Regions from separate parts of the Homo sapiens genome. Here region 1 is linked to region 2. Evidence: chromatin contacts called from ENCODE Hi-C or POLR2A ChIA-PET data. All regions are on one chromosome and are shown on one strand. The core of a region is the stretch at or near the end of the contact, and the rest is flanking DNA. Distances in the headings are between cores, read along the strand shown. Region 1 has its middle 41 kb from the start of LINC02836. Region 2 has its middle 80 kb from the start of LINC02836.

The links. A loop is a pair of places that touch in the nucleus more often than their neighbours do. ChIA-PET counts read pairs that join two places held with the same protein, here RNA polymerase II (POLR2A). Pooled maps may share reads with other maps.
Region 1: a pooled map shows a loop between it and region 2 (2.1-fold over the local background). The contact joins two enhancer-like sites. A Hi-C loop is called at or near these places in 3 of 168 maps with a recorded cell type or tissue (Caco-2, breast epithelium and ovary), 5 of 37 single-sample maps with no recorded cell type and 11 of 50 pooled maps. POLR2A ChIA-PET finds 5 or more read pairs at or near these places in 4 of 52 experiments (MCF 10A, OCI-LY7, PC-9 and 1 more).

The regions. Positions count from the first base shown.
Region 1 is chr6:105,587,698-105,594,130 of GRCh38, forward strand. No RefSeq gene overlaps it. Among named protein-coding and RNA genes, the nearest start is that of LINC02836, 41 kb to the right of the region's middle. RefSeq lists an enhancer at 3,349-3,398. Within about 2 kb of position 3,499, at least 3 of the 41 ENCODE cell types and tissues checked have a DNase peak (open chromatin) inside an H3K27ac peak, as active enhancers do.
Region 2 is chr6:105,549,032-105,555,183 of GRCh38, forward strand. No RefSeq gene overlaps it. Among named protein-coding and RNA genes, the nearest start is that of LINC02836, 80 kb to the right of the region's middle. Within about 2 kb of position 4,345, at least 3 of the 41 ENCODE cell types and tissues checked have a DNase peak (open chromatin) inside an H3K27ac peak, as active enhancers do.

The DNA of each region.
Region 1 (6,433 bases), core at 2,249-4,748, 38 kb after region 2:
TTATGTTACTGTAATCCTCAAGCTCGCATTTTTCAGCCACCTCAACACGAACTCACAGACTTCAACGATTATGTAATTACGGAAAACTTCACAACAAACATGAAGATTCCTTCTGGAGGCCACATTGAAGACCGGGATGTGCATTAGAGCGTGGGAGGGAAGCACGCAGCTCACAAAAGGAAGAGCAAAGAGATGTATTGAACTTAAAAGGTTACATTTGAAAAGGGGCCCCTACCAGACCTCCCCTTTTGTGTGCACATTTTTTGCACCTGCAACTGTTTGCGGGCTCGAAAGCAATAGCCCTCCCCCTTCTCCCAAGAGGCCACGCTTTCATGCCTTGGCCCCAAATGTGTCATTTTCCTGCCAGGGGGAGAAATCAAAAGAAACCAAGTTTTTAGAACTTTGCTGTAAAGAAAATAATAGTTTTGAAAAGGATTGGAGCCACATTTTCAGGTTAGACACAGTTGTTAGAGAAATGTCAGAAGGAAAACGTTCCTCTTCACTTTCTTTCCTAGCTCGTTGAAGTTCTTCATTTCACTGGGTTCTGGGTGACATCTGTAGCATCCATTTCAGCGCAGTCTGCAGCAGGCTTTTGACTCCACAGCATGTAACTGTCCTCAGACCACCGTGTTCAAAGTCGAGATTCCAAATGGACCTTCCTGACTCTTCACAGAGAAGATGCCATATAAATCATTTCCATTAAAACAAACCTTTGATACCACCAGCGAATTGTGGAATTTTGATAATGATGCTTGTGAATGAAGTGCTGACAAATGGTCTTGCTTTAGATGGTGTTTGTGGGTGGGGCTTGGGTTAGAGCCAGGATCAACCTTGATTTTGGCCACTGATCCATTTCCTCTCTCCCCACCACCCACCTCATATGTTGAGATGAAAGTTACAGCAGAAAGCCTCTTTTGAACCATTATGAACAATTCTATTCAAAGCAGCATCTGTGAATTTTTATAAGACTGGCCAAGATTGGCTCAATTATTTCTCCATTCTCTCCAGGGGATAGAAAGTTTCCAATCAAGGGTTACAATGGAAGCAAAAATGTTATGTTCATGGGAGGTAGAATGCATTGCTAAATAGATGGAAGACAAAATAAAGTTCCTCAGTATACATAATAGCTCAAGGATGAACTTGGTTGAACAGATTAGAGGAACAGATGCAGATAAAATAAACTTCTCTCTCTTTGGTTTAACTTGGGAGACTGAGGATTTTCTATATGGTACAAACCTTGATGAATGTTGAGGATATAGGGGTTCTCATATATCTTATAATATACTAGTGAGTCATCTGGTGAGATGGCTGGAAGTTTTTTTTTTAAGTAGATATAATCTCATAAGTGAGGAGAAAATAAATCATTGTCTCAGCTAGAGAGAGTGATCCTTTTGAACCCTTATATGGTTCAATCTCATTTTAACATTTTTGAAGCAGGTAGGTTTGGGATTTCTGGTTCCTGTAAAGCAAAGCCCATGATGGTTCTTTGATTCAGTTGTCTCCTGGGGAAAATGAGGGAAGAAGGTTTAAGTGGTTTGTTATCAGTGGCTACTGAATTACACCTTTTACACCATTACTTTTTTTATTTATATTTATTTATTTTTATTTTTTGAGATGGAGTTTTGCTCTTGTTGCCCAGGCTGGAGTGCAATGGCACGATCTCGGCTCAGCACAACCTCCGCCTCCCAGGTTCAAGCGATTCTCCTGCCTCAGCCTCCCGAGAAGTTGGGATTACATACACCATTACTTTTAACGACAAAACCAGCAACTACTTTTGCACCAGTCCAATATATGGAGGGATTTACTGATGTATGAAATATGGGTTGGGGGTGATTAGAAGAGAGAGATGGAAAAGCTGGGATATCAAGAATAAAGCTTGTAGGATTAGAAAAAACAGAAGGAGGAAAGATGAGATAAGGTAAACTCAGAGCAAAGCATGAAATAGGAATTATGTTGGGCTACTCAGTGGGAGAAGTGACACGTGTCTCTTAAACATATGCTGGCCTGACCTTACTGGGGTCAAAGGGACAGTCAAGGAACCTGCCCTGAAAATGCCAAGAGGAGGCTGAGAGCCAAAGAAAGCAAGGGTCAGCCTCCTAGGAGGCCGCCTATCTACACAAATGAGTTTCCCAAGAAAGTCTCATTTATTTTAGGTCTCTTCTGTGGAATAAAACAATTCCCTCTTTGATGGGATTATATTTGTGGGAGGGAAAGGAGCAGGAGAAAATTCAGTGTCAAGGGCAAAAGTCCACTAAGATGATTCACCTGGGAGATATTTTTTGGAAGGTCTGATACCCTTAGGAGCTAGAAATCAATATTCAAAGATCTCCCATTCCAATGTCATTTAGGCTGCAAGTATGCAGATTTCAGGGCCTGTAGGGGGAATTTATCCGGTAGTGGAATCCTAACACATCTTTTCACTTTGTGAAGCTTGTTCTATGGGTAAATTTCATACCGCCTTGACTTGTACGAGTACAGAATAGGGGAAAGAGCAGTGGAATAAAACCTCAACATCCCAGAAATAGTTTAATTACAGTTTCATTTAGAGGAGAAAAGGAACAGACACTTTTTTATTTTCTATTTTATTTTTCTTCATTCTTTGAGAAAGCATGTCATTCATTTGGTTTTGTCTACTTCAGTATTCAAAATTCCCCTCTGGCCAGTACTGGGAGGCTTCTCTTCCAAGGAGAGGGCTCTCCCACTTCCTGGGAACAGGCTTTGTGCGCAGAAGCCCTGGAGAGTTCAGCAGCTGGTGCTGGGAAAGTTGGGGATTCAGGAACCCTGGAGCATCAGCAGTAAGTTCAACAAATAAGGTGTACCAAGGGTTTAAAATGTGCTCACCTTCACTTCCAAGCATAAGAAGAGGAGGCATAGGCCGGGCATGGTGGCTTATGCCTGTAACCCCAGCACTTTGGGAGGCTGAGGCAGGCAGATCACCTGAGGTGCGGAATTCAAGACCAGCCTGGCCAAACATGGTGAAACCCCGTCTCTACTAGAAATACAAAAATTAGCCAAGCATGGGCACATGCCTGTAATCCCAGCTACTTGGGAGGTTGAGGCGGGAGAGTCGCTTGAACCCAGGAGGCGGAGGTTACGGTGAGCTGAGATCGTGCCACTGCACTCCAGCCTGGACAACAGAGTGAGACTCTGTCTCAAAAAAAATAAAATAAATAAATAAATAAATAGTGGAGGCATTAAAAAAGATTAGAATAAAGAGATGCTAGAAGAAGCTATCTCTTCTTTCCATTTTGTAGATGCCATCAACCTGTTCTTGAATTGCATTCTTTTTGTCTTTGGGTCATTTCTTTCTCCCTTTATCCCAGCATGAAAGGGAGAAAGGGTGGTGGGTTTTAAGAACTAAAGTTTCTTTTGTAGGTATCTCTAGTCTCCCTCCAGCCTTGTGAATCTCTCAGCAATCCTGAGATGCTACTTAGGACCCGCCCCCAATGCCCCCTTCTGAAGAATGGCCTGATTTATAGACACTCCCTAACATAGTCAGAGGCTATTAGCAACTCTTCAGTTGCCCCACCTTCTAGATTATCTGTCTGCAGTTGGGAAATTCCACTAGCCACTTCCTGAAAACAAACTTTCTACTCTTAAGTCTGTAGATGACAGCTATTGAGTGCCTGGACAACTTGTCTGCCCCATATGCAGTTGTAGAGAAACACCTGAGCCTTTTGGGCCAGCAAAATCCCTCATTCCTTCTCTGCCCTTACCTAGTCCCGGTCTGTTTCATGGATTTTTCAGCACTTCCCCTATCAACTTGGCTATTCCCTGTTATTTGTAAAAGCCAAGTTGATAATCCCTCAAATTTTGCCAGTAAATTGATGCAAAATAAAAAAGTGAATCATTATGGATATACAGTTCAAGTTTTGCTAATCTATCCACAGTATTTATGGAGTGACCAATGTGTCCAGGAAGGGCCTGGTAGAAGAGGTTTTTTGGAGGCTATAAAACAACAACAACAACCACCAACAGATTAGATGCCTGTTGCAAAATTCAAGACAATCAGGAATCAACTAATACAACATCTATATGGCATAAGAAGTCTTCAAAACACCTCATTAATATATTAACTCACCACAAGTCAGTTTATATTCCAGAGTATAGTTTAATCAAATATTGTTTTGATGTAGCTACACACATATCAAATTTAAAAAATATACATTATGACTTGGTATTCATTTATTTGCCACCAAAACTAAGCTCTTGAAAACTCGGTATACTAAATATGTGTATTTTAAAAAGATGTTGCTTCTCCATCACATTAATAGAAATAATTACACTTGAAGAGACATAAATTATATTAGTTTTTTATATTGATGTTTCCGAATCAGAAAAAAAGAGTAATTGAATTAAATCTAATGTAAGGGAACAGCCTTAAACTCTTGGACTGGGGGGTAAAACCAGCAGGCAGATCCAGAAGGAAGGTTTGCAGAGTGTTGCTCAGGCAAACAAGATACAAAGGAAAGAAAGTCCTGGATGTTGTTAGGTAGAGCAGGATATTAATACCTAAGAACATTAGGTCTGAGGAAAGAGTCTTTTTCAAACACAACTACCTTGGAGAAAATTTGAACTGCCATCTCTCAGTGATTCCTTTTAGGATAATTTCCTGTTTGCATGTTTACCATGTGCAATAAAGAAATAGTTCTGTTAGACTTATAAGAAAAGGGGCTACACAGCTGACTACTGAGACCTACCAGCCCTTCCTAGTCTTGAAACCAAACCTGGCCTGACTCAGAAAGAACTCAGTATTAAGGCATCCCTAAAACTCATCTGGCCAAGATCTCAACTTCTTGATTTATGGGTTTCTGCCTTGTAAGACCTGGCCCCTACCCAGGGATGCCTGAGTCACTCCCAGTAACCTGCCTGTTCCCAGGATTCCTCCTGGCCACTTGGTTGTCCTCCCGGTGAGTGGAGAACCGCCTCCCTCTGTTTCTCATGCCTAGTACTTTGTGTTGGGTTGTGTGCCACTGTCTGCCTCCCTAAACCTCTACCTATCCCCTGGATGCTCTTTCTGCATCTAATAATCATAATTCCCACTTATTGAACATTCAGTGTGTATAGCAGGCACCTTGCTGGGCATTTCACGTATATTGTCTGAACTAAACCTCCAAACAAGGCCATGAGTCATATTATGATTCCCATTTTATAGAAGTGGAATCTGAGGCTTTGCAGGATTAACATGCTAGAAAATGTTGAAACTGGGACTCAAACCCAGATCTGTGTATTCCAGAGGTAGTGCTCTTGGTGGCTTTGCTATCTGCTCTGTCTTCAGTTAGGTGGAAATCTGCAGTGGGTCTCTCTCCCCTCAGCAGTGGGCAAGCTTATTCTGGGTCTTTCTCACTGCATCTGTGTTCTGATATATTACAGGCTCCTTCTGACTCGTCCATGTATTTTATAAATAAATGTGCTTTTGTTCATCACAACAGTCCCTCAAAAGACGTCATAAAAGGAAAAGAATGGAAAATTTTGGAAAGGAAGTTTTCTGAGACCATTTACGTGACAAAGAAGTCAGGAAAATGTGGCATTGTTGTGATTATCTTCATCATTTCAGGATCTGAAGTGGTTTAGAAAGAAAGACACTCTGAAAGGAAGATGGGCTTCCAAGGGATGTGACTCATGAGGAGGAATATAAAAGACAGGAGAAAAGTGACTTGTCAGATGGACAATGGGCTTTTATTTGAAGCATATGAAGCCATATGGAAGAATACACCAAGGTGGAAGTTAGGAAGGGAACAAAGAAGATATAAGAAGATGTTGCCAGCTGGGGCCGGGTGAGGGGGTGGGGAGGGGTGGGGAGACAGAGAAAAGGAAATGAGTGAGGAAAGACACAAAGACAGGAGACCTTTGTGTACAAAGTAGAGAAACAAATGCCCTACTTTTAGCATCTTGAAAAGATGAATGAAAACATGAATGAAAATAAACTTCTCTTAATGCTATTTTCCAAAAAACTCAAAGAGCTTCAGAAACTTTCTGTAATGCTGTATATTACCCAGGAGAAAATCTTAATCTTCTCTTCTTTGATAGGCAAAAGATAGCAGAAAAGAGTTTCCAGTCTCATAAAGGGATGATTTCTGGAAAAAGACATGAAAAATGGGTTTCCTAAAAGAGATACCAAAAGTTTATCTCTTTGAGCTTGTATATTACCTCAGTAAGCCTCAAGTAGGCCAAAGAAAACAAATCTAGGCAGAAGAAGGGAATTGGCTTCCTTTTCTGGTTCATTTCACCACATCTCTACAAGGACATGGTCATTTGTGTGTAGCCTTCTTTGGTGCCACTTATCAGCCCTCACATAAAAATCTGCGGGTGACTTTTCCTCTGTCTCTGAGGAAATGCCTATATCAAAAATCTCTGTTTATAATACCAAGTACCTCAGAAAATGCCATCTGGTGCTCTTGGACTTAACGTTCTTATACAAATTTATCCTGAT
Region 2 (6,152 bases), core at 3,095-5,594:
AGGCGCCCACCACCACGCCTGGCTAATTTTTGTATTTTTAGTAGAGACGGGGTTTCTCCGTGTTAGCCAGGATGGTCTCGATCTCCTGACCTCGTGATCCACCCGTCTCGGCCTCCCAAAGTGCTGGGATTACAGTCATGAGCCACCACGCCCGGCTGCATCTTAAATTTTTGTTCAAAATTCAACTTTTTATCTTAGACTGAAACCTCCTCCTCTCCCTGCATTTCCCGTCTCAGTAAATGCTCCCGTTGTCCACTTCATTATTCAGTGCAGTCTGGAATCATTCTCTTATCCCTCACCTCTGACCAATGACCCAGTCCATCTCCTCCACTCTGTTTCCATTGTCCTGGGGCAGGACTTGCTCATTTCTCACTGGAATTGCTGCAAAGGCTTCCTATTTTATCTGTGATTCCAGACTTCTCTTTCGATGATCAATTCTCCACCCTGCAACCGAAAGATTTTTCTAAAAAGGAACTCCTAAGGCTTAAAAGCCTTCTGAGCTTCTCCAGTAACTTCATGTTAAAATCTAAACTCTTTTATCCTGACTTGTAAGTCTTCTTCCGGCACACACCCTCTGCTCTGCCAACCTGTATGAATCAGGGTCTCAAGAACCAGTCATGTTCTTTCAAACAACTGTGCTGTGCTTCACATATGTTCTCTGACGGCTGTGAAGTGTCTTCTCTCCCCAGCGTGGTGTATCAGGATTGCCTACTTGTCTTCTATGCCACCTAACAATGAGCTTCTGAAGAAGCCTGAATCTTACCTTTATCCATTGCTGAATAAAGCACAACTCAATACATAAACTGAAAGCTAATATTTAATTTTCAAGTTGCTTTTAGAAGTTAGTTCAAAATTGCTATATAATTAAAGCATGCTTTATTTCCTCTTCTACCCTTAGTTTCATTAAATTATGTATTTACATTTTTTTCTGATAGAAACTAAGTTTTAGTTTACTTCCATGTCCAATTCCTAAAAGACTTATTTAAATCATCTCCTTCAGTGATCATCCACAACCAGTAATCATGAATCATTTAGACATTTTTCTTGACTATTCTGAACAAAGTATAAAAACTTAGTTGCTCGTTATTAAATGAAGGAAAAGACACTTTTAAAATTTCACATGAATAAGAAGTTCATGTGCAAATTTTCTTCCGAGAGAATAGTTACAATTCTTTTGTTTGGTAATGAATGTTGCTCCTCAGTTTACTTTGTGAATAATGAACCAAACTTACACCTGATTGTTTCTGCTCATTGAGTCTCCTGTCTCCCTTATGCTGCGAGTTCCACAGGGACTTTTTTTTTTTTTTTTTGAGACGGAGTCTCTCTGTTTCACCAGGCTGGAGTGCAGTGGTGCAATCTCGGCTCACTGCAACCTCCGCCTCCCAGGTTCAAGCGATTCTCCTGCCTCAGCCTCCCGAGTAGTTCAGATTACAGGCGTGCACCATGACATCTGGCTAATTTTTGCATTTTTAGTAGATACGGGGTTTCACCATGTTGGTCAGGCTGGTCTCAAACTCCTGACCTCGTGATCCTCCCGCCTTGGCCTCCCAAAGTGCTGGGATTACAGGCGTGAGCCACTGCGCCTGGCACAGGGCCTATCTTTTCAACACCATATCTCCAGCACCAACCATGCCTTACCTATAACAGTCTCTTCATACGTATTTATTTAATGTGTTCAAATATTTTGTTTTTGTTTTATGTGTTACCTTATAAAAACCTAGTTTTTACACACATAAAAGATGAAATTAATTTGCAAAAGATGAGAGAAAATGTCACGCCTGGTCATAAAAACTGTGCTGGGCCAACTGTTTATCATAAAGAGACAAAAAGAGGTTATTTTTTCTATTCCATGTGTGTCATTCTAAGCTTGACTCTTAAGCACAACTTGTTGAACATTTTGCAATTCAAAGTTACCTTTTGGTCAGCCATAGACAATCCACTAAATGAATCTGGAAAGAGTTTAGTACTGATTAAACTTGGCGAGTAACTCTATGAGACACAAGGCACTACAACAAAGTAGATTTCTATTTCTAAGTCAGCGAAGCGAAGAAAAACTTTTCAAGAATGACTCTGCCTATAACAACATGAACATTAGGTTCAGAAGTACCCATTAACTCAAATAGCTTATTCAGCAATAAGCTTTCTCAGTGTTATAAAATAAGTTTTCCTTCTTCAGTTTCTTCATTAGTGACCATTTGTCAGGAAGTCATACCACATCAAGGGATGCTCATAATAGACTCAATATTCTCCACTTAATAACATTTAAACAAGCATTGTCTTCACATTCATGGTTGTTAAAAAAAAAAAAAAGAGTCTTTTCAAAGTATGTGCATCTGGTTAGGAGAGAATAGGATAAACCCAGAGTTATAAAAAACTGACATTTTTGTTTCCTGATTCAGCACAAAGAAAGCCAGAATCTGCAAGTCCTACGTTTTTTTCTGGTGTGGGGTCTTAGAGTTGAAACCCTGACCCAGACGTGGATATTGCAAAAACAGAGTGAGGTATCTTGCTAAGGTGACAGTGCTTCAAATGGTCAAAATATTTTCCATCTTTCTGGGAAATGTCACTCTGTTTTGTAATAAAGCTGGAATGACTTCCCAACAAAGATGCAGTCAATGAAGAAAAGCAAGAACTTTCCAGTTTCCCAAATCCAGGGAGAAAACAAGTTAGATAACTGTTTATAAGAATGAATCTAGTGAAAAGGGGGCTCTGTCAATGATAAATATTTATTTTATTCTGCGTGTTTAGCATGGGAAAGGAACATGTTAAAAGTTGGCCAAATATGGTAAGTATCAGTCTCCACAGAGTCCCAAACCTTGTGTTGAGAATGCCAAGATCTTTGTTTTATTCCAGAAGGGATTAATAGTAGCAGACAGGGGAAAAAGTGAGGGTAAACTAAAATAGCATAGAAACCAGCATGCTTACTGCACAAGTTAAGTGATGCAGTTTCCCTAAGTCTGCTGTCTAAATTCTGTCTAATCTCAGAAGCTGGCTCTTCTCTGACTCAACTGGATATCACCTCCAGCACTTCATATCCTCAGATACATACCTGTATTCTGCATTATGTGATTGTGGCCTGTGTACTCACACTTTGGAGTTACATGTAGACATCCTTATTTACCTCTGCAATACCGGGCATGATTTCTTCTCAATGGAATATAATACGTAACTGAAATAATTGTCTCTTTAATTAAATTTGAGCATTTGATCATACTATAACTGCTATAAATAATCCTAAACTGCTATAAAACTTGAATTTAATATAGGAAAATTTAATAATATTCTTAATATAAAGCAATTTATAGAAATGAAGGAGATTGGCATGAAAATGGCATAATTTTTTTTTCCTCTTTTATGTCATTGTTCCTAGTGTCTATGACAGCATTTCTGTGGATGATCTTTCCTGCTTCTGTGCGCACTGTTTAACTATAATGGTCATTTTTTGCACACAGTGATGTTCACATACATCTAGTATTTTCCTCCCCAACATCTGGGTTTCCTCTTATTTTGAATGCCTTAGATGTCACTCCTCTGGGTGTGTCGTTCACATGTTTCATTCACATCCTCATTTTTATTTGATCTATTCTCTGATTCCCAGCACTCAAAGACTTTTATTCCTTAATTCACTGGTAAATAATTGTGTTCGGGGGAACTCAAAGCAAAATAAACTGTGGCCCTTACAGGGTAGAGGGGTGAAGGCAACTGTTGAATTACCGTTCTGCAACAGGAGACCCACGCTAATGCTGATATTACAGGGAAAGTCCAAGGGAAATGGAGAGGTTTCAAGAGAATGAACACTGGATTCCCAGGATCTGAGATAAGAAAAGCTAAAATTATGAGAGGCTGAAGATGGAAGGAGTATCATAATCCATCTGGCTTTGTCCGCGACATTTGCTGGACTAGGGAAAGGACTGAAATCACGGATAAAGGAGCAAGTAGTAGGAGAAAGAGCCTGACAATAGCAAGGCTTTCTACTGGGAAGAGTAGTCAGGGATCCCCATCCCAGAGGCCAAGGGCTAAGCTCAGACCTGAGGTAGGCCAGAATCAACAGCTTAGTCAAGTTTAGTGATTACAAAAGGCAAGGCTGCAGGAATATCTGGGTGGGGGCTGTGGAGGTGATTTAATCAGATTCAAGGAGGTCTTTCCGTGCTACAAAGAGCCTCCTGAATGGCAAGTGGCTAAAGATTCAGAGATTTTTAGCCACAACGAAAGACTGGAGTGCAAATGAGAAACCAGAATAAAAGTCCAACCACGCAAAATAAGGAACAAGTACTAGGAGATAAGGGAAGGAGTTATGACTCAGTGTACACAGTAGCCAGGGCACACCATAAACCCCACTGGAAAGAGGAAATTATGGCCAGTCCCACTCCCTCAGGGCAGACAGAGCTCTGAATTTATTGTTTCTTTTGTTCCCATTAATGTGCAGGTCCATGATTACAGGACCATTTGTACCTGTGTTGCATGACTCAGGCACAAGCAGGTAAGACACAGGAAACGAAGACAGGAAATGTGAGCTTGGCTTCGGACGCTTATCATCCCCAAAAGCCTGAAATGCCTAGCACACTTCAATGTACCATTCAAGACCCAGGTCCAGCGTTTGTTTCACAGCAGCTTTCAACATGTTCCTCACACACAGTAGGCAGCTAGGAAGTGAAATCCATCACTACCACCACCGTCATCATCATCCTCATCCTCAATAGTATTATTTCCTTCAGGGTCAGTACCATCATCTCAGGAATTAGATGATAACCCCTCTGGACTTAAAATGTCATCCTGTGAATGATGTTTAAAGTATAAATGGGGAGTTCAAGTTCAGATGGTTTTAGCTGGAGAGAGCAAAATATCTGTTTCCCGTAGCTTAAAAAATAAGGGCAATTGACTGGCTCGAGTGATGACAAGTCCACTGGAAGAGCTGACTTCAGGTGTGGCCTGAACCAGCAGTTCAAAGATACCACTAAGCACCAGATTTCTTCCCTTCCTTGTTTCTAGTCTTGTGTGGTTGACTTCTCTTTGAGGCAGGCTTGTCAGAATTGCTAGGCTTCAGGCATCTTTATGTACAGCAGGAAAGATAGAATATCTTTGCCTCAGCATTCCTAGAAAAGGCCTGGCACTTCGCTGTGATTGGGTCATCTTCAGAAACTTGCCTACTTGGAAAAGGAATCACTATGTGGATTGGCTAAACAGAAGTCATATGCTCTACCCAGGATCCTGGGGTGAAGTCATTTTCCCTAGAACCACGTGAATCCTAAAGTGGACATTAAAACTGTTGAGAAAGAGAAAGAGAAAAATGGATACAAAAAAAATCAATCAAGGTCCTAAGGGGTAAACAAGAAGTTAAGAAAAGGAATGTATTAGAAGGACATTGGGTAGCTCAAAAAAACTGTCAGAAAGGCTGGAAAACTAGGTTTGGTAAAAGTGCATGTATTAGTTTGCTAGGGCTGCCATAACGAAGTTCCACAAACCAGCAACTTTAAGAGCAGAAATGTTTGATTTCACTCCTGGAGGCTAGATGTGTAACATGAAGGAGTCAGTAGGTTGGTTTTTTCTGAGGGCTGTGAGCGAGACTGTTTCAGACTTCTCTGGTGGTTGGTTGGCAATCTTTGGCATTTCTTGGCTGGCTGATGCATCACTCCAATCTCTGCCATCTCGCTCACATGGCCTTCTTCCTCTATGTGTGTCTGTCTCTGCGTCCAAACTTCCTGGAAATGGCAGGCTGGAAAAGCCAACGACAAACTTCTGTCCTGTATTTTGTCTTAGAGGTGACTCAGTTTGTCTTTCTCTACCCATGGAAGGAAAAAAGCTGTGTCTTGTGGTTCTTTTATGTGAGCAGGCACATGAGCATGCTCAGGAGTGAGGGTTTCTGCTGATGGGGTCTGCAGAAGAGCAGCAGAGGCTGAGCTGCCCTGATATCTGCACATTGCAAGCTCACGGGACACCTTGTGAGATAAGCTTATGCAGGTGATAGGTTAACACTTATATTCTGATGATGCCATAATTCATTTCCAAATATTCATATACTAGTTGTACTTCTCCCTAGTGACAAGTTATTTCTTTATAGGCCCACCTCCCTTACAGAGTTGTATCTTTCTGGAGTTCAGAGGACTTCTTAATTATTGCAATATTTTCAGTGCCTAGTCCAGCACCTGGCATTT